Regions from separate parts of the Homo sapiens genome. Here region 1 is linked to region 2. Evidence: read pairs that join two places in POLR2A ChIA-PET (ENCODE). Cell type or tissue: PC-3. All regions are shown on one strand. Each heading gives the region's core, and the rest is flanking DNA. Links, peaks and the distances in the headings are about the cores only.

Evidence for each region. ChIA-PET counts read pairs that join two places held together with the same protein. Peaks named below come from ENCODE experiments on the same cell type or tissue, not always from the same donor. Only the 100,000 strongest peaks of a DNase experiment are listed, where the experiment ranks them.
Region 1: POLR2A ChIA-PET joins it to region 2 with 7 read pairs; 13 of 35 experiments call an interaction of 5 or more read pairs at or near these places.

What each region holds. Positions count from the first base shown.
Region 1 is chr13:99,508,877-99,524,039 of GRCh38, forward strand. It overlaps TM9SF2 (transmembrane 9 superfamily member 2), which reads left to right. Exons shown (of 17, transcript NM_004800.3): 2 at 8,738-8,805; 3 at 11,160-11,253. Among named protein-coding and RNA genes, the nearest start is that of TM9SF2, 15 kb to the left of the region's middle. In PC-3, for the core only: no CTCF peak of the experiment used is centred there; no DNase peak of the experiment used is centred there; H3K27ac peaks cover 2,539 bases.
Region 2 is chr13:99,461,284-99,476,446 of GRCh38, forward strand. No RefSeq gene overlaps it. Among named protein-coding and RNA genes, the nearest start is that of LINC01232, 30 kb to the right of the region's middle. In PC-3, for the core only: no CTCF peak of the experiment used is centred there; a DNase peak (open chromatin) is centred at 6,698; H3K4me3 peaks cover 287 bases; H3K27ac peaks cover 2,584 bases.

The DNA of each region.
Region 1 (15,163 bases), core at 3,834-11,833, 48 kb after region 2:
AGCATTAGGGATTACAGCTTGACATAAGATTTGAGTGGGGAAAAATACTCAAATCTCATGTCCTTCTTATATTGCAAAATACAATCATGCCTTCCTAATAGTCTCCCAAAATCTTAACTGACTGCAGCATTAATTCAAAAGTCCCAAGCCCAAGTCTCATTTGAGACAAGGAAAGTCCCTTCTACCTATGAGCCTGTAAAATAAAAAAGCAAAAACAAGTTACTTACTTCCAAGACACAAAGGGGCTATAGGCATTGGGTAAATATTCCCAGGCCTTGGGCAGCTCCACCATTGTAGCTTTACAAGGTTCAACCCCCACAGCTGTTCTCACAGGTTGTTCAGTGCCTGTAGCTTTTCCAGGCACAGGGTGTAAGCTGCCAATGAATCTACTATTCTGGAGTCTGGAGGACAATGTCCCCCTTCTCACAGCTCCACTAGGCAGTACCCTGGCGGGGACTCTGAATGGGGCTCCAACACCACATTTCCCCTCCACACTGCCCTACTAAAGGTGCTTTGTGGGGGCTCCATCCCTGCAGCAGGCTTCTACCTGGGCACCCAGGTTTTCTCATCCTCTGAAATCTAGGCAGAGGCTGCCAAGCATTCTTCGCTCTTGAACTCTGTGTGCCTGCAGGCTTAACACCACATGGAAGCCACCAAGACTTACGGCTTGCATTCTGTAAATGGCAGCCCAAGCTGTACCTCAGCCTCTTTGAGCCATGGCTGGAGCTGGAGTGGCCTGAATGCTGGGATCCCAAGGCTGCACAGGGCAGTGGGGCCCTGGGTCTGACCTATAAACCCATTCAGTCCTCCTGGGCCTCTGGGCCTGTGGTGGGAGGGGCTGCTGCAAAGGTCTCTGAAATACCTTTGAAGCCTTTTCCCCGTAGTCTTGGATATTAGCACTTGGCTCCCTTTTAGTTATGCAGATATCTGTAGCATGCGGTTGCCCCACAGCCTGCTTGAATTTCTCTCCAGAAAAAACTTTTTTTTTCTTTGCCACATGGTTAGGCTGCAAATTTTCTGAATGTTTGTGCTCTGCTTCCTGTTTAAATATAAATTCCAGCTTTAAATCATTTATTTGACCCTTCAGCTAAGATAGGCTGTTAGAAGCAGCCAGGTTACCTCTTGAATACTTTGCTGCTTAAAAATTTCTTCTACCATATATACTAGGTTGTCACTCTTTAGTGCAGAGTTCCACAGATCCCTAGGGCATGAATAGAATGCAAGTCAAGCTCTTTGCTGAGACGTAACACGTGTGACCTTTGCACAAGTTCCCAGTAACCTTCTCATTTCCATCTCAGACCTCAGCAGCCTGACTTTACTGTCCATATCACTATCAATGTTTTGGTCACAACCATTTAAACAGTCTCTTAAGAAGTTCCAAACTTTGCCTCATCTTCCTATCTTCTTCTGAGCCCTCCAAACTCTGCCTGTTTCCCAGTTCCAAAACCAGTTCCACATTTTCAGGTATCTTTATAACAACACCCCATCCTCGGCACCAATTTTCTTTGTTAGGCTCTTCTTGCATTGCTATAAAGAAATACCTGAGACTGGGTAATTTATAAAGAAAAGAGGTTTAATTGGCTCACGATTCTGCAGGCTGTACAAGCATGCACCGACATCACTCTGCTTCTGGGGAGGCCTCAGGAAGCTTTTACTCATGGCAGGAGATGAAGCAGGAGCAGGCGTGTCATATGGTTACACAGGAGCAAGAGAGAGTGGGGGCAGGTGCCACACTTTACAAACAACCAGATCTCACAAGAACTCATTATCAGGAGGACAGCACCAAGAGAGATGGTGCTAAACCATTCATTAGAAATTCACCCTCATGATCCAGTCACCTCCCAGCAAGCTCCACCTCCAACACTGGAGAATACAATTTGACATGAGATTTAGACAAGGACATATATTCAAACACATGCGTTGTGTTTCCATCTGGATTATAAATTCTTTGAAGGCAAGTGTTCATGAATTTGTATTATTTTGTCATCCAAAATGTCTAGTATAGGACTTTGTGGGCATTAAATACATGTATTGGCTGATTGAGTTTCTCGTGGTCTTCAGGATCTGTTGTTGTAAATGTTCTTTGGTTTTCAAATATATTGCAAATTCTACTATTTTTTTCCTATTTAATAAATTGGCTTCTCCTGAGATCATCGTTCCTGCTCCTGGAACACTTTTCCACCCTAAATTTTACTTTTTAAATCTTTCTTATTGTTTTTGTTTGCCTTCTGTTGCTTTACAGTGAGACTAAGGTCTACTCTCAACTTCAAAGCCCTTTTTCTGGCTTTTAATTGTGACAGTTTTCAAAATTCAAAAAGTTGAAAGAGTAGTGTAATGATCACCTTTCACTCACCTAGACCACCTAGAATCAACAGTTGTTTACATTTTTTCATACTTGTCTTATTTGTGTGTATTTATGTTTTATAGGGGTGAATGTCATGACATCTGTGGCATACTTTCACATGGTTCAGCTTGAAGCTCTTTATTGAACTATATAAACTCCCCGGCAGTCTCATTTCCTTTCTTCCAATTTTTAACAATTGTTCCACTGACATATTAGGAGGATCTCATTCTTATGACACTTTTGAAATTTCTTTGTCTTGCTGCAAGAGTTGATATTTAGAGTTATTGCAAATGTAGCATATTTACAAATATATTGTAAATGGCTGTATTCTATATTCTGTGTTAAGGTTGACTTTAATTTTAATTGACTTCACATTCCTCAGCATGTGTGAGATGGTAATTCTTGAAATTTCAGATCCTCACAATTTAGAAAAGGAAGAATAAAAGTGCTGTGAAAGCTAAGATGAACTGAATATTCAAGCTGTGTTTGATTACTTTGCTGAACATCAAAAATAGGTCCATAATTTAGTGTTGATATCTATGATAGACTTTCTTACAAAAGTAGTGTGGAAAGGTGTCAGAAGAGACAAGAAGGAAGAAAAGTAGAGGAATAAAAGCATCAGAAATAAAAAGTTACGGTAGCAACAGTTGAGTTTACCTACTTTGTTTCTGCAGTCCAGCTTTTTAACTTGTTTCCTCGTGTTAAAGAAGCAAGGAATCCCTAGTTCATGAGGCTACTATCAGAATTGTGCGTGATAGTTATTATCTTCCTTTTCCCTAGACTAGTGGCCAGGACAAGTATAATGGATAGGCATTAATAAGGTTCAGAAGGCTGACTGTCTTAGTGTCCTTTAAAAACACTGGAATAGCCTAGTTGCACTACTTGGATGGATGGGAGACGAGAGGAAGGAAGAGCCTTTCACAGAAACCCTTATGCTGATAAACCTTTATTCAGACTCAGGAATGGCAGTTTCTTTAAGATAATAGATTACAGCTGCTATGTTTATTATTTGTTATAGTTATTGTGTGCCAATTATGGACCAGCTTCTGCGTGTACTGTTTTCTATTTTATTATGATATCATTCAGTTCCCACATTCAAAATTATTACTTGCCCAAGAGCACTTAATAAAAGTAGACCTAGGATTTGAAGTGAACCCAGCATTCTGATGATACATTCTTTCTAAGGAGAATTGGAAGCTGCTTCATCAGATCAGGAAGGGTTGACAAATAAGGTACATTTAATGGGTATTAGATATTAGATGAAATGCCAAACGTAGATGGATAAAAACTAATAACATGTAGATAAGAAAATGAGGGAGGAAAGGGTGTGAAAACCCCCCGTGGGCTATGTACTGAAATGGAATAAGAGTGATAGTAATTGGTTTAAATGACACCAAGTTTTATAAACAGAAGATTAACATGGTTTCTGGAAAAGAAGTTTTCCTGGTCTCTAGAGTTACTGGAAGATTTGCTGTAGTTTTAGAAGGAGCCAATGAGTTTGATTTCTAAAGTTTTGACAACATTGTTTTTTAAAGGTTAAAATGGAATTTAAAGGAAGTGTGGCTTGGGTTGGCTTAAGGGCTGAGTGAGGTGGAGTGAGAGAAATCCATGGGGAGTGCTGACAGTGGAGATTTCCAGGACTGGTGCTTGAGGCTAATTTGGGTTTTAAATTTAGAAAAGAGAATGCACATGAAATACTTTAATTTGCTAGTGGTACAAATCTCTGTATGTAGCATAATGTAAAGCTAATGAAAATATATTTTCAGAAGCTCTCTTCAAGTTATATGAGACAGCAAAAAGTAAATTAATTTGCTCAAGGACAAATTGAGAAAGTATATCTGAAGAGAAACAGTTACCATGTTTTTGAGATGATGAGCTCCAAGCTGTCAGTTTAGAACATAGGAAGGAAATAAAGAACTGTCCATGAAGAATTTAAGCTTCTGGGTAGAAAGGCTAATGAAAGTAACAGTGTTATTCTATACTTACATGAAACTTTAACATGTAAATCTTAAACTTTGCTGTAATTCTCTATGACATGCCTTTTAAGAAGGATATGAGAATAGGGCAAGGTCCTGAGAAGAGCAGCTGGCATGATCAAGGAGATAGGTGATTCAGAAGATTGAGACTCAAAGGAGATAGGAGAGAGTGCAGAAAATGAGAATAATGTTTTCCCTCAATCTTAGACTCTTAGAGCCAAAAGTTGTCCCATGAAACTTCAGAGAGGACATCATAAGCTAAGCAAAAATTTGTATTACTTCATCAATTGGGTAGAAATGGGAGAAACATTTACCCTAAATTTATATGCCCTGAGACAGTGTCCTAAAATTTTTCACATGGCCTCAGGCTTTCAAACTTTATGCCTTGTGTTCGACCCTCTGAGATTTGAATTCAAATAATAGTGAAAAATACCTGGAAAACAGTGCTGAAGGAAGTACTAGAATTCTAATCCAGCTTACTGCTTGTTTTTATAGGGCCTTCAGGCTAAGAATTATTTTTACATTTTTAAGTGGTTGGAGAAAACAAATCAAAAGAAGGATAATATTTAGGGATGAGTGAAAATTACATGAGAATAAAATATCAGTGCCGTAAGTGAAAGTTTTATTGGGCTACAGCCATGCTCACTTGTGGATGTAGTGTCTACGGCTGCTTTTGCACTACGGCAGTGGCAGAGACCCAATGTCCTGTAAAGCCTAAGACATTACTCTCTGGCCCTTTACAGGAAAAGTTTGCCAGCCTCTTGGATAGACTAATAAAATTAGCGTCATTTTTCCAGGAAAAGAAAAGATTGTAGTGGCTAGAGGAAAAATGTTAAATAGATGAAGAAACACTGTATACAGTCATGAACCGCATAACGTTTTGGTCAACGACAGACCAGTGGCCTTATAAGATGATAATGGAGCTAAAAATTCCTATTGCCTAGTGACATCATAGCCATTGTAACATCACAGTGTAATTACCTTATTTTTAAAAAATTTAGCATAGCCTAAGTTTACAGTGTGTAAGTCTACAGTTGTGTACAGTAGTGTCCTAGGCCTTCACATTCATTCACCGCTCACTCACCCAGAGCAGCTTCCAGCCTTGCAAGTTCTATTCATGGTAAGTGCCCTATGCAGGTGTAACATTTTCTCCTTTTAGACTGCATTTTGATTGTACCTATTCTATGTTTAGATGTGTTTAGCTACACAAATACCATTGTGTTAACAGTTGCCCACAGTATTTAGTACAATCCCATGTTGTTTAAGTATGTGATGGACCACACCATATATATACCCCCAGGTGTGTAGTAGGCTACACCATCTAGATTTGTGTGGGTATGCTCTGTGATAGTCCCACAACAAAATCCCCTAATAACACGTTTCTCCAAACACATCCCTGTCGTTAAGTGACACATGGCCGTAAAGGGTGCTGAGCATCATGCTGTTCTTTCCCGTGCTGTTCTTTCTGTTTCTGGTCTAACACAGAGGCCGTTAGCCTCCTGGGACTATTTACATTTAATTAAATACAACTTAAAATTCAGTTCTTCAGCTACATTGACTGCATTCCAAGTGCCCAATAGCCACATGTGGCTGGTGGCCACCATATTTGAAGAACATTTCCATCATTGCTTAAAACTCTGCTGGACATGGCTATGTAATAGTAAATACGGTACTTTATGCCAGGTGCTGCTCTTGAATCTTCTCAAAAACTTCTTGAAGTAGGGATTATTATCACTTCTGTTCTACAGATCAGAACGTTGAGGAACAGGGAAGTGAAGAAACTTGCCTAGAATCACACAACTAGTGTCAGAGGCAGGATTTAAACCCACACAGCCTAGCTTCAGAGTCTTGCTTCTTAATCATTTCGTGCTGAGAAAGGTTGAGAGTGAGGAATACGCTTAATTGTAGCAAGAGGGACATGGCTTATGTGTTGACAGTGCTGTACAGATTTTGAAAAACAAAACATAGAAAAGTTGTGTAGAGTATAATAGCTGCATTCCTTCCTAGAAGGAAATCGAGAGATAGGAACTGGACTAGTATTTTGGAGACCCTTCAGTCTTCTTTATGTTAAATGGATCATTTGAATTCTGACATATCTTCATAGCAGTGTTGACCCTTTCTAATTAGTGGAAATTATTTTGGCAAAGGAAGCCATTAAATGGGAATTTTGTCTTCACAACGGTTGTATGTATTTGTGTTAATTCAAGCATGCTGTATTGCTACAATATCATGTCCTATTACCTTGTTAGCTGTGTTGAAGTCTGTGTTGCTGTTGCATTATAATTTCACTTGAGTAGAGGTGTAGGGGCCACATATGATGCTGTTGTCGGTATTACATGCAAAGGCTAATGCCCTCTGTTGTATAGCATGAATATTGGGTGAGCATTTTAGTGGATGAACACTTCCCTCTTCTGAATATTACTAAATTTATTTGGTTTTATTTTAACAAATGCATAGCATTTCATGTGTCAGGCACTATTTGGAGTACTTTGTAAACGTTAACTTATTTAATCTCCCTATCCCTATGAGAAATACTGGTTTTTTTTTTTTTTTTGAAACGGAGTTTCGCTCTGTTGCCCAGGCTGGAGTGTAGTGGTGTGATCTTGGCTCACTGCAACCTCTGCCTCCAGGGTTCAAGCAATTCTCCTGCCCCAGCCTCCCCAGTAGCTGGGATTACAGGTATGTGCCAATACACCCGGCTAATTTTGTATTTTTAGTAGAAACGGGGTTTCGCCATGTTGACCAGGCTGGTCTCAATCTCCTGACCTCAGGTGATCCGCCCGCCTTGGCCTCCCAAAGTGCTGGGGTTACAGGCATGAGCCACTGTGCCCAGCCGAGAAATACTGTTATCCTCATTTTGCAGTTAAGGAAACTGAAGCACCCATGAAGCACATTTGACCCATGTGGTCAAATGTTTAATAATTTGACCACAGTCACACAGTTAGACAAGTGATGGCCCCGGGATTTGAACCCAGGCAGTTTGACCACAGAACCTGTAATCTTGCCTGCTGTGTTTTGCTGCCTTTCTGGTGGCAGTGGACTATTGATTTGTTTTGATTGTACACCAACCGTCTCGTCTTGCTTTGGGGGATGTTAGCAAGTGTAGAGGACTGTTGACAGCACTAGTAAGTGAAATCAAAATGACAAGTGTGGCTCCGTGGCACTCCCAGAAGCCTCATGACTAGTCCAAAGGCAGTGTACAGCTCTAACTCTATAAAATAAATACTTGTCCCAGCTGAACAGCTCTTAATCATTTTTTGATTAGCACCAAAGGTACTTCAGGGCACACGTGACTTGCTGGCTTCTTCAGCTAGTAAATTCTGTCATGAGTAGCCTGAGCTCCTTTTTTGAGAGGGTGGGTCAGTGTTATGGGTCCTGTAGGACTTCAGCTACACCTGGGAGAAATTTTGGAAGCTTCAGTAGGAAAGTGTAGCTTAAAATTAGCCTATATTTCCCAGGAAGTTGATACAGCTTATCTCCCTCTACCCTGTTGTTGAGCTTGATCTGGTCATTGCCACCTTCTTCACTGCTACTACCTTGTAGTTCAGTGTTCTTAAATTGATGGAAGAGGTCCTTCAAAGTTAGACCATGTGGTCATTGGCTATCCCTGTGTGTTTAAGAGTACATGTGCATGGAATTGTATTTCCAGTATAGTTAATCTAGAAATTTCTAACCAACTTGGCAGCATTTCTTGGTTGCTTGCTGTGAAAATGCTAAAAAAATTTGTTTAAAAATTTTTGTGCTGCAGAGTGTAATACCAAATTTGGAAACCAGATTTTTAAAAACAGCATCTATATTAATATGATAAATGCTTTTAGTTAAAATATCTTATTAATTTTTTAGAAAATTTAGAAAGCATTTAAAAACTATTGGAGACATTTGCAACTCTGAAAATTATTTGTGTATTTTTAAAATTAATTATTTAAAAAAATTTTAAGACACAGCCTTGCTCTGTCACCCAGGCTGGAGTGCAGTGGCGCCATCATAGCTCACTGTAACTTCAAACTCCTGGGCTCAAGTGATCTTCCTGCCTCAGCCTCACAAGTAGCTAGGAATACAGGCTCATGCCATTGTGCCCAGCTAATTTTAAAAAATTAAAAAAAAATTTTTGTAGGAACGGGGTCTCGCTGTATTGCCCGGGCTAGTCACAAACTCCTGGCCTCAAGTGATCTCCCACCTCAGCCTCCTAAGGGGCTGGCATTACAGGTGTGAGCCACCATTCCTGGCCTTACTTTGGTATATTTTAAATGTATATAAATCCAGTCAGTGAATGGATTTGTAAGAGAATTGTTTAAAGTTGACTGGAATTATAACATTTTACATTTCAGACATGTCAAATTCTTTTTTAATTCTAAGCATGACTTAAGGCTTTGTGTCCTGTTGTTTATATTCTAATTTTGTGTTTCCTTATTTTCAGGCCGAAATAGAACTATTTGTGAACAGACTTGATTCAGTGGAATCAGTTCTTCCTTATGAATACACAGCGTAAGTTTTTCAGCTTGGCTTTTATATAAAATTTTATGTGACTCATCAGAATTTTGTACATTGAGAACTTTGTTTTCTCACAGTTATGGACAAGCCTGAAAATATTTTTTAAGGTGTACTCTTCCAAGGTGTGGTTAAAAATGTGATCTTTTTTTTAATGTTTCTTTGTAATACAACAGAAGCACTGACTAAACAATGGATTTCTTTTTTTATCTGACTAAACAAAAAGCTATTTTGTTTTCTTAACATTTTAAAATTATAAATAGCTCCACATATTTTTAAACAAAATTTTTATGTCCCACATAATCAGTTCCCAGAAATAACTACTTTGATGTCTACCTCCACATTTTTTCTCTGAATAAATAGTCTAATCTATATAATCACATTTATACATTTTTGTTTTAAACAGAAGTAGATTCATAGTATTTATTTTTATTTTTATTTTTTTGAGACAGAGTCTCACTGTATTGCCCAGGCTCAAGTACAGTGGCGCAATCTTGGCTTGCTGCAACCTCTGCCTCCCGCGTTCAGGCGAATCTCCTGCCTCAGCCTCGCAAGTAGCTGGGATTATAGATGCATGCCACCACGTCTGGCTAAGTTTTGTATTTTTGGTAGAGATGGGTTTCACCATGTTAGCCAGGCTGGTCTCAAACTCCTGGGCTCAAATGATTCACCCACCTTGGCCTCCCAAAGTGATGGGATTACAGGCGTGAGCCACTGCACCTGGCCCATACTATTATTTTTGATTGGCACCTTGTTTTTCTCATTGAATACATTGTGGGCATCTTTCCATGTCAATACATAGCTACCTCACTCTTTTTAGTAGCTGTTATTATTTCCATTTTAGAAATTGTATAGATTCCATGTACACTTACTTTCACTAGTTTCCTATTTACCAACATTTGATTATTTCCAGGTTCTTTGTTTGCTTTTGAGACAAGGTCTTGCTCTGTTGCCCAGGCTGGAGTGCAGTGGCACGATCATGGCTCACTGCAGCCACAACATCCTGGGCTTAGGTGATCCTCTCATCTCAGCCTCCTGAATAGCTGGGACTACAGGCGTGTGCAACCATGCCCAGCTAATTTTTTTTTTTTTTTTTTTTTTTAATTTTTTGTGGTGATGGAGTACCACTCTGTTGTCCAGGCTGTCCTTAAACTCTTGGGTTCAAGTGATCCTTACACCTTGGCCTCCCAAGGTGCTGGGATTACAGGCATGAGCCATTGTGCCTGGCCCAGTTTTTTGATATTGTGAAAAACGCTGCATGAATATCCTTTATTCATTTGACCATTGTATACCATATTGGGTCTAAAACTGTTGCTAAAATTTAGTTTAATTTCTCAGCTGTTTAAGAGTTTTAAAAGAAAATAGTTTGCTGTAGAGAAAAGTATACACAAAAAAGTTACGACTATCCTAAAGAATTCATATATCTAAGTATGTCTAAGAAAAGAATACAGAAGACATGAATGGGTAGACTATAATTCATCTAATTATTGGATACTTAAATTTTTTTCCAGTTTTTGTTTTGTTAAACATCTTTAAATCTTTGTGGATATTCTTAGGAAAAGTCAGTGGATCTGTGGAGAATCTTCATTTGGGAACTTCCCAGCCCCAGTTTTTTTTTTTTTTTAATCACCAGAGACCCACCTTCCTCTTTAGGAATCTCACTAATCTGTTACTATTACTGTACTGATCTCAGATATTCCCCATATCATTCCAGAGTGAGCACAGAACTGCCCTTTAATTTTCTGTGGCAAAGCTGAAATTAAGCTGTAATGTTTAAACAGAACTTTATTAAAGTTGGTTAGTAATACAAGGGAATTACAACACAGGGAATCTTATAGGTGACTGACTACATCTTCTCCACAGCACTCTTCACAGAGGGTCTTTTTAGCCATGCTTCACATATTGGGATGTGTTGGCAAGTGTACTGAGATGAGACAACTGCAGGTAGACTTGACATACATTACTGAAATGTCATTTTTAATTAAAGATTTGAATTAGATAATAGCAAGGAGATAAGTTATGCAAAATTTGCTTGAATAATAAGGATCTAAATAATTTTATTATTGGAGTGAACAAAAATGAATTATAATGAGTCAATTAAAAGATATTGTAATATGCATTCTAATAAGAGAATGTTATTTAGAAAAAAATATTCGAAGGCATAATTTTAGGTGTTTTGTTTTTTTATGAGGAGAGATGTGGTACATAGGACTTGGAGTATGGATAGATTTCTTACTCATCTACTAGAGCTGCTACAATGATCAGTACCTAATCTGCTCTCAAGATTGGCTAGGTGTTTGATATTTCATCGTTCCCTTTTATGTGTAAAAATTTAAATATTCTTCTCCCAGGTTTGATTTTTGCCAAGCATCAGAAGGAAAGCGCCCATCTGAAAATCTTGGTCAGGTACTATTCGGGGAAAGAATTGAACCTTCACCATATAAGGTTTGTATTTAGTGTTACATAATAATTATTTACTTACAGCTTTTGTTTTTGTTATTTAAGAAAAGCCTGAGATAACTCAGCTATCATTGCTAAGGAGGAGTTCATTTCTCTTTTTCATCTAGGAATAGGTTCTTAAAATCAAAGTTAGAAGGATCCTTCTCCTTCTCACAGTGTGTCATTGATAAGTCTGTCTTAATGAACATTCACGCAACTAATGTTAGGAATGTTAAGACGGTGGCTTAAAGGGCAGGGCTCAGATGCTCTGCCTCCTTTACAGAGGGTCCTGAAACCCGGGTCCTGGAACCCAGCTTCCAGTCATGAGAGGTTGTCTCAGCTGCTCTGTGTCTCTTTCCCCCTGTTTTCCAGCAGTATCTAGAGACACTCTCCGTTAGCACGTACAATGCTGCCTGGGCTCCCGCACTGGGATTTTTGGAAGCTAATCTTTCTTTTTTTTTTCCAGACAGAGTCTTGCTCTGTCGCCCAGGCTGCAGTGTAGTGGTGAGATCTCAGCTCACTGCAACCTCTGCCTCCCGGGTTCAAGCAATTCTCGTGCCTCAGCTTCCCGAGTAGCTGGGACTATAGGTGCATGGCACCATGCCCAGCCAACTTTTTGTATTTTTAGTAGAGATGGGGTTCCAACATATTGGTCAGGCTGGTCTCAAACTCCTGAACTCAAGTGATTTGCCCGCCTCGGCCTCCCAAAGTGTTGAGATTACAGATTTGAGCCAGTATGCCTAGCCTAACCTTTCTATTTTGATGTATTTGGAACATCTTTGGTACATTTTTCGAACACCAGTTAAACCAAACTAAGCACAATATAAGGTATTCTTTTCAACATATGTACTTCATCATCTCTCAGAATTCTTTTGCCTTTAAATCTGTTATCTTTTAAGCCTATTATCCTTCCACATTGCATAATCCCTGTTTGTTTTGTATCTGTTCTCCTACTGTACAAAGAACAATGGTCTTTTGCTTTTAGAAACATTAAAGTAGTTTATTATAATAATGTATCACCATATAAAAAAATTAAATGATGCAAAAGAATAAATAATAATAAATGTGCAGTTCCACTTCACAGTTTGTTATTAAAATTTCCTGAAAATTTTCATACACCTATAAGCTTACATTAAATAGATTAGATTTACTTATTTGTTTTAACATACTATATGCCACACTTTGCATTTTTCCTTTAACTCTCTACCATGGGCATCTGTCCACATGAGAATGTGTGTTCTGATGGCTCTAACTTGACTCCAGGTGTTATTCCCCAGCCCGACAGCTTCCTCTCCTGGCTTCGCGTCTCTGCTATGTCTTAGACCTCATCCATAGCCACCTTCCCTGCTTTCTCACGAGGCACCCCCATCTCCCTCGACATTTTATTACATGGAGCACAACATTTATTATCTGTCCAGCAAATCCCGAAGCCTAGATTCATCTCACCAACCGTCTTACTCCCTCCAGCACCTGCACCTACACTGTGAAGCCCTGGGGGAAAAGAAACATCACTGTGCAAATTTAATCCACTACAAGTTGATTGGTTTTGACTGTAAATATATCCTCTTCAAATATTCTTTTTTTTTCTTTTCTTTTTTTAAGAGATGGAGCCTTGCTCTGTCACCCAGGCTGGAGTGACGTGGCACAATCATAGGTTACTGCAGCCTCAGACTCCTAGTCTCAAGTGATCCTCCTGTCTCACTCCCCTGAGTGGCTAGGACTACAGATGCATACCACCACATCCAGCCAATTTTTAAATTTTTTATAGAGACAGGGTCTCACTCTGTTGCCCAGGCTTGTCCTGAACTTCTGGCTTCAAGCAATCCTTCTGCCTCAGCCTTCCAAAGGGTTGGGATTATAGACATAGACGTGAGCCGCCGTCTGACGCCTTTCAAATACTTTTTTTTTCTTTTTCGAGACAGAGTGTCACTCTATTGCTCAGGCTGGAGTGCAGTGGCAAGATCTCAGCTCACTGTAACCTCCGCCTCCTGGGTTCAAGTGATTCTCCTGCCTCAGCCTCCCAAGTAGCTGGAATTACAGGCGTGTGTCACTATGCCCAGCTAATTTTTGTATTTTTCGTAGAGATGGGGTTTTGCCAAGTTGGCCAAGCTAGTCTCAAACTCTTGACCTCAGGTGATCTGCCTGTCTCGACCTCACAAAGTGCTGAGATTACAGGCATGAGCCACCATGCCCGGCCCCTTTCAAATATTCTAATCTGAAATTGTCTACCCTAAAATTGCCAGTAACTTTTAAAGTTTCCTAAACACAGTAGATTCAAAGGCCTAATGGGATGAAGTCATTGAGGAGGAAGGAACTCAAAGTGTATGGACATGGGTGCCATTGAGCAGGGCAGGCATGTAACTTGCGAAACACCTCTTCCCTCTTGGGGTATTTGGAAGATTACTTTGAATGGTATTGCATTCTTCTTATAGCAGATGACTGTTTTCAGGCATGCTTTTTAAATTTTACAATCTTAAATATTCCAGCAGCCTCTCAGCCCCATCTCTCTACTTATGTCTTGCCCTTGAGAAATGATGGGTGGGAAGAATATCAGTAATGCCCTTAGTGAACTGGGAAGACAGCAGGAGTCCCTAGCAGGAAACAGAAGGAAACCCAGCAAAATACTCAAACCCATGGGGAGGTGTTGCCCTTTGGGGCAGACTTTGAAGGCAGGTTACTCCCCTTAGTAGGATGTCATTGGGCACATTTCTGTTTCTGTGCAAGGACTGTTCCTTGCTCATACACAGGACCCTTTTTGGGGCCTAGTGCTTTTCAGATTTAATCCTTTGTTGTAGAAGTTGAGGTTAAATATAATAAAAGGAGAGCTTTAGAATGGAGAAATTGTGTACCCAACATTTTCCCTGAGTCTTCTGGAATGTTTCAGGATCCATATCTGTACTAAAACAAATTCTCTAAGCCCCAAACTTAAAGGGACAGAGCAGGCACATTTTAAGGCCAAGGTGTAAGCCAGCCATAAATGTATTGACCAACATTTTTCATTTCACTATTGATTCTTTATTTTCAAGGATTTTTATCTTTATGTATGTATTTATTTATTTCTTTTTTGAGTCTCACGCTGTGGCCTGGGCTGGGCCACGGCTCACTGCAGCCTTGAACTCCCAGGCTCAATAAATCCTCTCACCTCAGCCTCCTGAGTAGCTGGAACTACAGATATGCCCACCATGCCCAGGTAATTTTTTTATTTTTTGGAGAGACAGGGTCTCACTATGTTGCCCAGGCTGGTCTTGAACTCCTGGGCTCAAGCAATCCTCCTGCCTTAGCCACCCAAAGTTCTGGGATTATAGGTGTGAACCACTACACCCAGCTTTATCTTATTTTAGATCTGCTGTAAAAACTGAGGTAACAACCAGCAACAAAATAAAATCCCAGTCTGCTTTGTCGTCTTTTATATTTGACTTCTGTTTAGGTCAGGAAAACAACAGTGCAAGACATTGTGTGTATTATGTGAAGCTGGAACCACATTTCATAGGACCATAAAATCTCATCTCAGATCTAAGCACTCATATTCATTCACTCAGTTAACACATTTGCTCAGTACCTTTCATGTGCCAGGCACTGTGATGGGATACAGCAGTGAGCAAAACAAAAATCTCTGTCCTCATGGATCTTTTATGCTGATGGGGAAAAGGAGACAAAATAAATTACCAGAATATATGTTTCAATTACTGAGGAAAGAACTATTGAAAATAAATCTGTGAAGGTGTGTGGGGAATTTCTAATTTTAAATAGGCTTACTGCAAAGGTGGATTTAAAATCTTAAAAAAGCCTTACCGAGAAGGTGACATTTGAGCAGAAGACCTGAAGCAAGTAAGGGAGTGAGCCATGTGAATATGTGGGGGAGGTGTTCTAGCTGAAGAGAGGCCCCAAGGTGTGTAACTTGAGCAGGTGAGCAAGA
Region 2 (15,163 bases), core at 3,387-11,386:
AAAACTTAGCTGGGCATGGTGGCATGTGCCTGTAGTCTCAGCTATTTGGGATACTGATGCAAGAGTCTTGCTTGAGCCCAGGAGGTCAAAGCTACAATGAGCCATGATCACGCCACTACACTCCAGCCTGGGTGACAGAGAGAGACCCATGACTTGATGCTTGTTATGCCTGCGTGATGGGTACGTGGAGAGTTCTTGTATATTCTCCCAATTTATGTGTAATTTAAATCTTTCCATGAGAGAGAGAGAAAAAAAATAGGCCTATTTCAGAGAAGGGAGTCATCTGATTTGACAAATGTTTAAAACAACTGAGTAAACTTCTTAACTTACTGAACCTCAGTTTATTCATCTATGATATGGGATTAATGATAACTATTTCACTGAAGAGTATTTTAATAAGAGAGTGCAAGGACAATACCCCTTTGTCCACATAATAAATACCTGTTTGTAATGAGACTTTTTTGCTTTGGTTACTTAAATAACCCACTAAGTATTTGATATCTCCAGGTAGGAAGTCTGCTGTTGCAACTTGATTGCAATAAATCATTTGGATTTGGGCAGCTTGCTATTTTTAATATAAATATGTGATTGGCTCCTGGCTTAGTATTTTAAATGGCCAGTGGATATTTTTTCCTGGACATCTCCAGCCCATAGTTGTCTGCCTATTCTCTATGAATTTGTAACCCCAGCCCCGCTGCTTTGTAGACCTCTCTTTAGAAGGATAAGGGCCACACTCAGCCCTCTCATAAGAGGGAAGACCCAAAGGCCATCTCAGCAGCACAGCCCATGGACATCTGCATTGCTACATTGAAACTGCTGAGGTTCGCTGGTCAATGCAATGATCCTCCACTGACCAGAGGAGGGGGGACATGAGTTCCCTGAGGACCCCTGAATCCCTGTCCACCATCAGCATGCATGAGCAGGCTTTGGCTCCTGATGGTTAGAAGTTGTAACCTTTAACTGCCTTGTTTGGAAATGAATTCTTCCCATATTTTCCCACTGGCTCTTGGAAGGATGAAAAATCATTTTGAAGGGAAAGAACCTGCTTATAATTTCACTTTGCAACTAGAAATGTATTTCTTTACTCAGACAAATGCAGATAAATTGGGAAATAACTTATTGGGAAAGAACTTAATGCTGTTCTCAATCCATGTGCGTTTTCTTTCTGAGTTCTCTCAGGTGTTTAAGCTTTCAGAATATGTAGTGAAAGGTGGCTTATGCCTGTAATCCCAGCGCTTTGGGAGGCCGAGGTGGGCAGATCATGAGGTCAGGAGTTCGAGACCAGCCTGACCAACATGGTGAAACCCCCGTCTCTACTAAAAATACAAAAATTAGCTGGGCATGGTGGCACACACCTGTAATCCTAGCTACTCAGGAGGCTGGGGCAGGGGAATTGCTTGAGCCCAGGAAGCAGAGGTTGCAGTGAGCTGAGATCATGCCGTGTCCAGAATTGATGGGTTCTTGGTCTCACTGACTTCAAGAACGAAGCCACGGACCCTCGTGGTGAGTGTTACAGTTCTTAAAGGCAGCGTGTCCAGAGTTTGTTCCTTCTGATGTTCAGATGTGTTCGGAGTTTCTTCCTTCTGGTGGGTTCGTGGTCTCGCTGGCTTCAGGAGTGAAGCTGCAGACCTTCGCGGTGAGTGTTACAGCTCTTAAGGCGGCGCGTCTGGAGTTGTTCGTTCCTCCCAGTGGGTTCGTGGTCTCGCTGGCTTCAGGGCGATGCACAACAAACAAACATTAATTGCATGGATGGATGGATGGGTGGATGGATGGGTGGATGGATGGATGGGTGGATGGATGGATGGATGGATGGATGGGTGGATGGATGGGTGGATGGATGGGTGGATGGATGGGTGGATGGATGGGTGGATGGATGGGTGGGTGGATGGATGGGTGGATGGGTGGATGGATGGATGGATGGATGGATGGATGGATGGATGGATGGATGGATAGATGTGTGGGTAAGTAAGTGACCATATGAATCAATGGATAGAAGGGTGGATTGATGGATGGATGATTAGGATCCACTTTCTGTGTGTAGCTATCCCTCTGTGATTTCCGCATAAGATCTATGTTATGGGCTAAATGTTTGTATCCCCCACAAAATGTATATGTTGATGCCCTACCCCACAATATGATGACATTTGGAGGTGGAACTTTTCAGAGGTAATTAGGCCTAGATTAGGCCACAAGGATGGGAGCCACATGGTGAAATTAGTGCCCTTATAATAAGTGGGGGCACCAGAGCTTTCTCTCTTCCCATTTACATAAACCAAGGAAGGGCCATGTGAGCACACAGCAGCAGGAAGGTGGCTGTCTACAAGCCAGGAAAGAGCTCTCAAAAGAAGCAGATCTGCTGGCACCTTCCCAGGCTACAGAACTATGAGAAATGAATGTCTGTTCCTTAAGCCATCTATGGATAGAGGGATAATCTATCCACCTGGTTAACACCTTCCAGTCTATGGTATTTTGTTACAACAGCTCAACCTAAGGCAATCTGCTTCTGCCTGTAAGTATACTTCTGCATCCAGCTCCAAATGCACATGTGACTGCTTCTGTTCTGTGTGCCTGTGTGTCTGTGTATGTTTCTCCTTCTTCTGCATGTGGTTTCATTGAAAGGGCCAGTAATACTTTAGGCATTTCTGTAAAACAGTTATGATTATGGCTCCTATCTTATAAGATTGTTATAAGTGTTTGATATGATTATTATTTTATACTTATCACTATCGATCAGTAGACTTGAATTAAAGAAGTTCAAATTTATTTTGTCTTACATTATTATTCATAAAGGCAGTTTTAATGGTTAAGACTGGGTTTGTATCTCAGCTTTACCCACCATTCATCTATCTATCTATCCATCCATCCATCCATCCATCCATCGACAGCCTCAGTTTTTCCATCTGTAAAATGGACACAATAAGACTATTTCCCTAATAGCATAGAGTGAAATAATCCATGTAAACTGCTTAGTACAATGTCTAGCACATAGTAAGCACATACTGTATGTCAGCCAATAGAAAGAGCGGAGTTCAGTGGGAAATTATAGTACTTGAAGGGAGAAAAATCTACAGATACAGGTCATGATGAGGATGCAGTGGTGATGACTCTGCAGGCATCTTCCCAAGGCTCTGACTCCTCATGGGAGGACGGGGAAGACAGGTCACACTGAGTCTGTAATGGAAGGCATTCCCCACCCTCCACCCCAATAGATGGGATCGATGGTCATGGGTGTCGAGTGTTGCCTTTCTTCAGCGAGCAGGAATGCTGGCTTGTAGCCCTGTGGCATCTCTATGTTGAATGTCTCCCTCCAGAACTAGTTTGAACACTGATTCGTTCTGTGAGGACAGACCTCTGTGGATCCTTTATTGCGTTTTTCAACTGAATTTCTTAGCACATTCTTAACAAAACTGAAAGCAGATGTCTGTGTTTATAAAGTAAGATGAACTAGACACAGGAAATGTATTTACAAGAAACGCTAACGTATCAAGTTGAGGAAGGAACTTGTTCTCTTCTGTTTTTACGAAGTGAGAAGGTTAGAAGGTCAGCCATAGCCTTGTGTCTGGTTTTCTGGGGTGCCCCTGGCACTCTTGTTGGGGCTTCCTAATTCCTGGATCCTGTCCCTGTTGTGTGCAGACATGCATTTCTGTGTTGTTTCGAAGAAAAAACTGTTATTAAAAGACAATTTGGCACCATCTCTCAGGTTCAACTACCTGCATTTTCCTCCTTTGTCCCCCTCTCCACGATAATGACTAGAGGGTCCTGAGGTAGGTAATGACCGATGGGCAGAAGTGGGGAGAAAGGCCAGGGAAGCTAAGTCGTCATACCACCTGAAGATTCTGTCTGTATAAGCCCTTCTCAGCGCTGGGGCTGATGGCCACACCTGACATCCATCCTCTCCTCAAGGAACCTCGAAAAATCTCTAGGGTGTGTGCTTTTTGCCTATTGATAATAATAAAAGTGTAAGCAGGACTGTGATCCTATTACAACAGCCAGCGTGTATGGAGTCTTTCCCATGTGCTGGGATTACACTAAGTAAGAACTTTGCAAGCATTCTCTCAGGCCCTCTCTTTCAAGACTGTTGGTAATCAGGGCTCCTATCAGCTCATTGGCGTTGTTACAGCTGTGCCACTTGTTAAAACCTGGAGATGATGCCTGAACACATCAAGTGCCTCCAACACACCCATTGCTCTGGGCTGAGGTAGGGCGTTCTGAAGGGCTGCCCTGGTGTCTACCCCTCTCCAGCAACATTCTGGGCCTCCAACAGCTCCCATCTGCATTTGACACTCCCCCAAACAGACTGGGCCCAGACCTTGGAGGGGGAGAGGCCACTCTGGAACCCCAGTGGGAAAAGCCCAGTGCCCACCTGGCTCTCTAAGCTGTGTTTACATGCCACCATCTGGTGCCCTCTGTAATTACTACAGCTGCTTATTAGAGCAGCCTCCACAGTGTAGAATACAGCATACAAAATATTTTGAATGTCACCTTGCCTTTCTTTTGCTTTTTGCATCAACTACAACAGAATTAAGGCAAAATCAACTAAGCGTTTTCTAAAATCTCCCCAGAAATTAAATGTTTTTCTTTTAAAAAAAATTTTAAATTGTTTTATATGTTGTTCAAGCTAGTCTTTTTTTAAAAAAACTTTTATTTTAGGTTCAAGGGTCCATGTGCAAGTTTGTTATATAGGTAAATTCCATGTCATGGGGTTTTGGTGTACAGATTATTTTGTCACTCAAGTAATAAATAAGCCTAGTACCCAATAGGTAGGGTTTTGGGGTTTGTGTGTGTTTGTTGGTTTTTTTTTTTGGTTTTTTGTTTGTTTGTTTGTTTGTTTGTTTGAGATGGAATCTTGCTCTGTTGCCCAGGCTGGAGTGCAGTGGCGCATTCTCGGCTCACTGAAAACTCCACCTCCCAGGTTCAAGCGATTCTCCTACCTCAACCTCCCAAATAGCTGGGATTACAGGCATGCGCCACCATGCCCAGCTAATTTTTGTATTTTTAGTAGAGACAGGGTTTCATCATGTTGGCCAAGCTGGTCTTGAACTCCTGACCTCAGGTGATCTGCCTGCCTCTGCCTCCCAAAGTGCTGCGATTACAGGCGTGAGCCACTGCGCCTGGCCCTCAATAGGTAGTTTTTTGATCCTCACCCTCCCCCAACCCTCCACCCTCAAGTAGGCCCGAGTGTCTGTCTTTCCCTTCTTTGTGTCCGTATCTACTCACTCTTTAGCTCCCCCTTATAAGTGAGAACATATGGCATTTGGTTTTCTGCTCCTATGTTAGTTCGCATAGGATGATAGCCTCCAGCTCCGTCTGTGCTTCTGCAAAGGACATGATCTCATTCTTTTTCATGTCTGTGTAGTATTCCATGGTGTACAGGCACCACATTTTCTTTATCCAGTCTACTGCTGATGGGAACAGGCTAGTCTTGAACACAGGCTGTAGCTATCTTCCCTCCTCAGCCTCCCAAAGTGCTGGGATTACAGGCGTGAGCCACCACACCTGGCCTTTTTCATTTTTAGCTATTGTTTTAGAGACTTTGTTTGTACATATCCATAATTATTACACAGTTGTAATCACGGAAAAGTTTATTTTTTAAATCTTGCTTCTTTCATGGAACATTATGACATAAGTATTTTCTCAAATTGTTACAGATTTCAAAATTATTATTTTAATAATTTATCAGATCCCACTTGGAAGGGATCTCATAAATCAGAGATCTGATCCCATACATTTCCCCAGCAGGTATTAGCTAGCCAAAGTTCTCCTGATGGGCCAAATTCATAGTCCTGAAGAAGAAATCCCTGTAGAACGTCACAAGCAGCCATAATTACAATGTTGCCAAGACACCTGGTTCTTTGCTTCTACATTGTTTGTTTTACTGCCCTTTTCTTGGGGAAGCTCAATGCCTGCGTTACTTTGAAGCTTTTGGTAGAGGTACTAAGCCTTCAACTAAAGCAAGGCAACTAGAACAAGCTGTTAGTTTTGAAAACACAGCCTGTCCACTAGGTTCCAGAATGAGGCCACTAATTTCTCAGAAACATCACTTCATGATCTCAAGGAGACTAATTTGTTGATTTATGAGAACATTTTTAAAAATCGGGTCACCCTTTCCCATGCCCTAAATCAATTGTCACTACACTTTGCCATGTCTTTTTTCAAGTCAGGAAAGTAATAAAGAAAAATAAGAGAACGCTTGAAAACACTTGATATTCAGCACACTTTCCTGTGGCTAAGGTTTTAGATTTTTTTTTTTTTTTTTGGTAGAACATAATATTATCCCATGCTTAGCTTGCTAAAGGCAATTTAGCAGCAGGATTTACCTAACAGAACAGTTTTGGCTTTATCTAATTTTAGGTAATTACCTCTCTTTTCAAAGCTCATTTCTCTTGTGCTTTTGCTGGTCTTGATGTGTCACACAACAGCATTCACCCCCAGGATCTACTGCTCTTAAAGCAATAGAAAGAACAGCTCAATTTCCTTTATCAAATATCAAGCATGAAATATAGGTCCACGTGTAAAATAAGGAATTTGATACCAGTCATAAAAATCTACCCACAAACAGGTGGAGAATAAAAAAAAAAAGCAAAATGCCTAGATCAATAAAATATTTCATAAACCCAAGCAAACACTAACATTACTGAGAGCTGGATATCTAATCTGAGTCATTACCCAAATAGGGCGACTCAAGCTATGTTCACCCAATCCTGGATATTTTCATTCGAAAGGCAAGGCTTTCCTGGAACAAGGTTTGCTAATGCCTTAATAAAGTTAGTCACTGCAAACAGAGGGAACTCAGCTAGCTCCACAGCAACCGCTCATATATATATATATGATAAACATGTTTTTCCTTATAGAGCTTTTTTCAATCTTTGAGCATGTTTTAAAATGCTTTATTTCAGGGTGGGTGAGGTGGCTCACGCCTGTAATCCCAGCACTTTGGGAGGCCGAGGTGGGCAGATCATGAGGTCAAGAGATCGAAACCATCCTGGTCAACATGGTGAAACCCCGTCTCTACTAAAAACACAAAAATTAGCTGGGCGTGGTGGCACACGCCTGTAGTCCCAGCTACTCAGGAGGCTGAGGCAGGACAATTGCTTGAACCCGGGAGGCAGAGGTTGCAGTGAGCTGAGATCGTGCCGCTGCACTCCAGCCTGGCGACAGAAGGAGACTCCATCTCCAATAAATAAATAAATAAACAAATAAATAAAAATGCTTTATCTCAAGTAAAGGGGTACATTTGCAAAGATTCCCTGCAGGGAAAAGGGGGAAAATATCACTTTTTTCAGGACTTCCTTTGTGCCAAGTATTGAGATGGTATCTTTGCAGTGCTGTCTCACAGAAATTGGCCAAAGCAAAAACAAACAAAAAAAGAAATTGGCCAAACCACACCTGAAAACTGTTCCCAGGGGCTCCACAGCACTCGGCCAAGATGCCCTTATAGTCTCTTGGCCAAGGAGAGAGCACATGACCTTAAATAAATCAATCATCCTCTCTCCCTGGAACTTGACTCTTGAGTAGAGTGTCAAAAAGACTGGAAGTGATGGAAAGTAATTTGTCCCCATGGCAATATCCTGAAGAGATTCTCCATTAGATCTATGAAGTAGCTCTGATTCCTCTAAGTATTTTCTTATCTTTTAACTCTTTGAATGACCCCCATCCTTCCAATGTATTTTTTCCTCCTTAAGTTAATTAGGGTCGGTTTCTGTTGCTTGCAATCGAAGATCCCTACTTGCTACCTCTATCACTCTGTCTCTGACATCTCCACTCCCTGGGGCTGCCCACCACATAATTCCAAAAGGCACCATTCACATTGCACTGCATGGAGTTGTGAATGGTCTCCTTGGCATTGTGCAAGTCATGGCTCTGTTGCAACAGTCTATTCTAGACACTCCTGCCAGGGGCTGTCTTTCTAAAGAACACATATCAATCTGTCATTTCTTTCCTTGAAAACCTTCAGTGGCGCTCCATTACAATAAATACTAAGATCCAAAAGGGCTTCAAGACACTGCATCTGCCTCCCGCTGGTTTTCTCAGCATCACCATTCACTACATGCCCCTCCCTTTCACACCATCTGGCTCCCAAGGCCAGGCCAATTAAACAAGCCATTCTACACCCTGCATTCTTCATCTTCTGTGCCTGATCCAGCACAGGAATCTCTTCCCTTTTTTCTCTCAGTACCTCATCGGTCAACATTCTAACCACCTTCAGAGACCTGCTAACATCCTACTCACTGACTTCCTAGACCTACCTGGTCAAATGACTATATTTCTTTATCTTGCAGTTGACCAGTTGTACTTTGTTTGTGCCCCTAATTATTGCACTTCCATTGCTTGTCTCTAATGAGAGTCTTGATCAAAAGTCTTTTCTTGGCTGAGTGTGGTGGCTCATATAAGCCTATAATCCCAGTGCTTTGGGGTGGCAAAGTGGGAGGATCCCTTGAAGCCAGGAGTTCAAGACCAGACTAGGCAACATAGTGAGAGCCCGCTGGGCACAGTGGCATGCACTTGTAGTCCCAGCTACTTGGGAGGCTGAACTGGGAGGATTGCTTGAGCCCAGGAGGTCAAGGCTACAATGAGCTGTGATGGTGTCACTTCACCCCAGCCCGGATAATAGAGCAAGATCCTGTCTCAAAAAAACCAGACCAAAACCTTCTTCTCCCCTATTTTATTGCAAACTCCCAGAGGACAACAACTACACTACCGGCCTGGCATCTCCCACAGCTCCCTAGCAGAGCACCTCACTCGGTTCATGTTTTCTATTCAACAGAATGGAAACCTTTACAATTCTCTTCAGGGAGCTGGAAAGAGTTAATATCGGGAATCCTAGGAAAGTAATTTTTATGAACTAGGCTTGTTCTCTTATGTCCCCCACCATATAATTCTCTCTCTCAAGCTCTGTGTCCTCAATGCCACTGGGGGCTCTGAGTCCCTATCCAGCTTTATGATGACAATGCAACTTACAAGAAACAGTCTTTACAGTCCTTTTTTTTTTTTTTTAAGACAGCATCTCACTCTGTCGCCCAGGCTGGAGTGTGCTTTGGGGCGATCTCAGCTCACTGCAACCTCTGCCTCCTGGGTTCAATCGATTCTCCTGCCTCAGCCTCCCATGTAGCTGGGATTACAGGCACGTGCTACCACGCCTGGCTAATTTTTTTGTATTTTTAGTAGAGACGGGGTTTCACCATGTTGGCCAGGCTGGTCTCAAACTCCTGACCTTAAGTGATCTGCCTGCCTTGGCCTCTCAAGTGCTGGGGTTACAGGCGTGAGCCACCGTGCCCGGCCAAGAAACAGTCTTGATCTTCAGGTAAATTTCCTTCACTTTATTACCAGAGAGAACTATGCAAAACACCTGAAAGAGTGAGTGAATTCAATGAATAAATGTGTTAAGGAAAGAAAATTTTCTCAAAAACAGATGCTTTTCTTCAAATGTCAAATGACCCATCATCATTCTTGGAACTTTATTTTCTGAGAGACACCGAGTATGCACGTCATTTTAATAATGTCTTGGACAGTAATATATTAAATTTTAGGGCTGGGCATGGTGGCTCATGCTTGTAATCCCAGCACTTTGGGAGGCCGATGTGGATGGATCACGAGGTCAGGAGTTCGAGAACAGCCTGACTAACAGGGTGAAACCTCGTCTCTACTAAAAATACAAAAAATTAGCCGGGCATGGTGGTGGTGCGCACCTGTAATCCCAGCTACTCAGGAGGCTGAGGCAGGAGAATTGCTTGAACCCAGGAGGCAGAGGTTGCAGTGAGCTGAGATAATGCCACTGCACTCCAGTCTGAGCGACACAGCAAGACTCCGTCTCAAGAAAAAAATATATATATATATATTAAATTTTAATAAAGGGGGAAAATACAATTATGTATACAAAAGAGGGTCATATGAAATATTATATTACTTTTTTTATTAAAATATGTCACATTGTACCCAGCATAAAAACAATAGTAGAATTTAAGGGCATCATCAGGGAGTTCAAATTTCTCAGTTGGAAATCTTGCACAGTTAGAAGTGGGTTATATTTAAGAACAATGGCATTTTATTTTAGTAACTTGTTCCCTTCCTGGTAGAACATTCATCCCTGTTACTTTTGTGAATTTCTATTGCTTTTAGCCTAATATAGTGACTCATTTTCCTGCACTGAATCACTGACTGTAATTTCCTAATAAAAGATCATTGCATTATCTGGCATGGCCTCTTTGAAACGTCCTCATTCTGGATTCTCCAAAAAAAGGAAAGAAGGAAGGAGAGAAGGAAGGAAGGAGAGTAGGAAGGAAGGAAAAAATACAGGAAAGAGGGAAGGAAGAGGGAGGAAGGAAGAGAAGGAAAGAGAAAGGAAGAAAGAAGGGAAGGAAGGTAGGAAGAAGAGAAGGAAGAAGGAGGAAGTGAAGGAAGGAGAATGGAAGGAAGGAAGGAGATGGAAGGAAGGAAGAAAGGAAGGAAGGGGAAATAAGAAAGGAAGGAAGGAAAGAAGGAAGGAAGGGAGGGAGGAGAGGGAAGGAAGGAAGGGAGGGAGGAGAGGGAAGGAAGGAAGGAAGGAAGGAAGGAAGGAAGGAAGGAAGGGAGGGAAGGAAGGAGGGAAAAGCCACTATCTTCCTTTGAGCTGGCACACAGCTTGAGTGATGCTCTTTCTCTAAGGCCTTATACAGCCCCTGAAGCTCCTTTATGTGAAATCTCCACCCTCCTATGGTGGGGATGGTTCTGAGTCTGTCCCCTACCGTGGCCAGCTGCTTGATTTCCTGTCTTCATAAACTGCCCTCCACAGGCGCCCTCCCAATCTCCTCTCTTCTCCTTTGCCTAGTGCTCTTTTTTCTCTTCCCTTTATTTCTGGGTATTCTTCCTTTTCACATTCACTCAGCAGGAAGAACAGACAGTCCCATCTGAGGACTATTTGAGTCTCTCCAGAAATCGACTCCCATTGCACCACTTCTCCAAGGTCCTCTCCACTACCAAGCTCCCTTCCCTATTCAGTGCCAATAAAACCCCAGTTCCTTCTTTGGGTGCTGTGTAACCCTCAAGACTTCCACAGCTAAGGAAGTAAAGGAAGATCCTTACTCCTCTCAAATCTATCTGTCTTTAACTCCTCAGAACACCTGCTCTTATACAACAAGAAAATGGTGAATTTATTCATCTTTAAAACAAAAAAAAAAAACAAGATTCTAGCCAGGTGTGATAGCTCATGCCTACAATTCCACCACATTGGGAGTCCAAGGTGGGAAGATCACTTGAGCCCAGAAGTTCCAGACCAGCCTGAACAACACAGCAAGGTCCTGTCGCCACAAAAAATTTAAAAGACAGCTGGGCATGGTGGCACATACCTGTAGTCCCAGCTCCTTGGGAGACTGAATTGGGAGGATCACTTGAGCCAGGAGGTCAAGGCTACAATGAGCTGTGTTCCCACCACTGCACTCCAGCCTTGGGGGCAGAACAAGACCTTGTCTCAAAAAAAAAAAAAAAAAAAAAAGATTCTAAAACTTAGGTTGTTTTAAATTAATTTTAAATTACACAAATAATATAAATAACTTCAAGAGTTATAGATAAATTTAAAGTCTTCTCGCTTCCAATCTTAATACCTGCTTTCACTAAGCTGTTGTGTATCCTTCCAGATTATTTCCTGTGCACTAACATATATATTTGGGTAGCTGTTGAAGCATGTAGAATTATTTGATTGTGGGCCAGGAGTGGTGGCTCACGCCTATAATCCCAGCACTTTGGGAGGCTGAGGCGGGTGGATCACCTGAAGTCAGGAGTTTGAGAGTGGCCTGGCCAATGTGGTGAAACCCCATCTCTACTAAAAATACAAAAATTAGCTGGGTGTGGTGGCACGTGCCTGTAAGCCCAGCTACTCGGGAGGCTGAAGCAGGAGAATCACTTGAACCCAGAAGGTGGAGGTTGCAGTGAACCGAGATCGTGCCATTGCACTCTAGCCTGGGCGACAAGAGCAAAATTCCATCCTGAAAAAAACAAAACAAACAAACAAACAAAAAAAAGAATTATTTGATTTTATTTTAGGTTCCAGAACTAATAATGGGAGTCGAGGCCAAATCTTTAAGAGGTTACAAATGCCTGTTAATGGCTTTAGTGATATCTTTGTGCTGTGTGGTGTCATTCTCAAAGGCAGACAATTGCTCTACCAAATTGCCAACTTGAAGCATAGTGTCTGATAACAACTGTGGATTTTTGAAAAACAGCATTGCCCTGTGGGATGCCTGTGGCCTCACTTACTGCTGGTAGTCATGGCAGGAATGGATGCGGGAGGCTGGGATCCCCCAGCGTGGCTGGGAGTGTTGACTGCCATCTTCCCTTAGGGGTGTGCATCTGAGGTCCATGCTGCTCCTCAGAATCTCAGAATTCTGTCGTGGGTGCTGCAAAAACTGACTAAGGAGGCCAAATGCACTTGGTTTACATTCTTCTCTCTAGATCTTTGGATAAAACAATTTAAAAATTTCGCCCAGTGTAACTTTGTTTATTTTTGTGAAGCAAAATCAAATAAGCCAAGTGCCATTGGAACTCCTGGCAGCTTCCTAATACTTAATACTTGATGAAAGTCCTGCAAGACAATCCAGACTTGATGAGGACGGGAAGCCGATATTTAGTCGATGATGGCATCATCACGTCGATGTTTTTTTCATTTCCTAAGGAATGCTGGCTGCACACCAAGAAATGAAAGTTGTTGGTTAATGGATGCTAATGGGAAACCTAATGAGGCAGTGGAGGCCAGCACTTTTCACGCTATGGCCCATGGCAAAGCAGAAGATTGATGGAGAGATGAGAGCACTGCCAGTTCTTCTATAAGTAAAAGAAACATCTCATCCAAAAGATGTTTCTCCAGTAATGGGGTGAAGCTCCTTTACCCACAGAAGGCTGAACCAGTATGAAACAAGGCCAGGCATCACTCAAGTTAGTCCAATAGCAAAATGCATTTACATACGTAAATAAATATATATATTACCTTTCTATACGACGACATCTCTCTTTTTTTTTTTTTGAGATGGAGTTTTGCTCTTGTTGCCTAGGCTGGAGTGCAATGGTGCGATCTTGGCTCATCGCAACCTCTGCCTCCTGGGTTCAAGCGATTCTCCTGCCTCAGCCTCCCAAGTAGCTGGGATTACAGGCATGCGCCACCATGCCCAGCTAATTTTGTATTTTTAGTAGAGATGGGGTTTCTCCATGTTTGTCAGGCTGGTATTGAACTCCCAACCTTAGGTGATCCGCCTGCCTTGGCCTCCCAAAGTGCTGGGATTGCAGGCATGGGCCACCACGCCCGGCCGATGACATCTCTTTACAAAGAAAACGTGTGTTCATTATTTCTAAAAATAGAAATATTACATAGTCAAAAGGGGGGAATCACCTTTATTCAACTATCACCTTTATTCAACTGCAAAGAAATAACCCACTGTTGGTATTTTCACGTGTGTCTTTCCATTCTTTTTTGTTTAAATATATATGTATATTTTAAAAAATCTTCCTGTGAATTTTAAGATATGTATAGATTTGTGTGGCCCCCACCAAAATCAGACTATCCAACAGTTCTATCACCCCCTCAAAATCCCCTCTTATATACCTCGATAGTCACACCTCCCTCCCTTGAATCTCTGCATCTACTGATCTGTTTTCAGTCACTGTGGTGTTAGGTTTTTGAAATGTCGTATAAATAGAGTCATAGAGAATGTAACCTCCTAAGACTCAGTGTGTATGACATTAATCCGTGGTGTTGTATGTATCAATAGTTCATTCCTTTTTATTGCTAAGTACTATTCCATTGTATGACTGTTCCCATGGTTTGTTTATTCATTTACTGGTTGAAAGGCATTTGTGTTGTTTCCAATTTTGGTGATTGTGAATAAAGCTGCTATAAGTAGTTACACACAAATTTTCGTGTGAGCATAAGCTTTCATTTCTCTAGGGTTTAAATACCTAGGAGTGGGATTAATGGGTCATATGGTAAGTGTATGTTTAACTTTGTAGGAAACTGTCAAACTTCCCGCCTAAGCAACAGAGCAAGACCCAGTCTGATATAGTTTGGATGTTGTCCCTATCCAAATCTCATGTTGAAATGTAATCCCCAGTGTTGGAGATGGGGCTTGGTGGGAGGTGATTGGATCATGGGTGCAGATTTCTCATGAATGGTTAAATATCATTCTCTTGGTACTGTCCTCGCGAGATGTGGTTGTTTAAAAGTGTGTAAAAGGAAAATATCTTGGGGCCCCAAAAATCACTAAGTTAAAAGGAAAAGTCAAGCTGGGAACTGCTTAGGGCAAACCTGTCTCCCGTTCTATTCAGTCACCCCTCTGCTCACTGAGATAAATGCATATCTGATTACCTTCTTTGGAGAGGCTAACCAGAAACCCAAAAGAATGGAACCATTTGTCTCTTATCTACCTATGACCTGGACGCCCCCTCCCCACTTTGAGTTGTCCCGTCTTTCTGGACTGAACCAACGTTCACCTTACATACGTTGATTGATGTCTCATGTCTCCCTAAAATGTATAAAAGCATACTGTGCTCTGAGCATTTTGGCCACATGTCATCAGGACCTCCTGAGGCTGTGTCACAAGTGTGTGTCCTCAATGTTGGCAAAATAAACTTTCTAATTTAACTGAGACCTGTCTCAAATTTTCTGGGTTCAAGTTTTGGTAACCATGAAGGGATTCTGAGCGGAGGTGCCCCTGACCTTTGACAAATCTATTGGTGCTTGGAACCAGCATGAGCTAATTTTATGGCTCAAGCCAATAGGACAATTTGCTGAGGTCTGGGAGAACCCCCTCCAGAGAATCCCTGATCTCCCAAAATTTGGTCAAGATCTAAAGTTTATTTTGCTGTACAACTCCCTTTTTCTTTTGAGTTTTACTTGCTTCCAACAAGGAAGGCAAGTTTTTCCTGCTTCCATGACAACGGAAGGCAGGTAACTCCTTTATGGAGTTTGAGCTCACTTCCAACAAGAAGGATGAGGGTTTTTTCCTGCTTTTAGGGTGATAGAGAGCAGTCTTCAGCCTGAGACCCATCCCTAGGTAAGTAACTGAATTGGGGTTTGTCTTGGCTAAAGTTAAGATTAACAACCAGCTTGTCTTAATTTCTCCTCACCACTAGAGCGCTCAATAGTTGTATAAGTTGTGCGATCATTTGTTTTGCTTAACTGCGTTTTTTGTTGTTGTCGTTT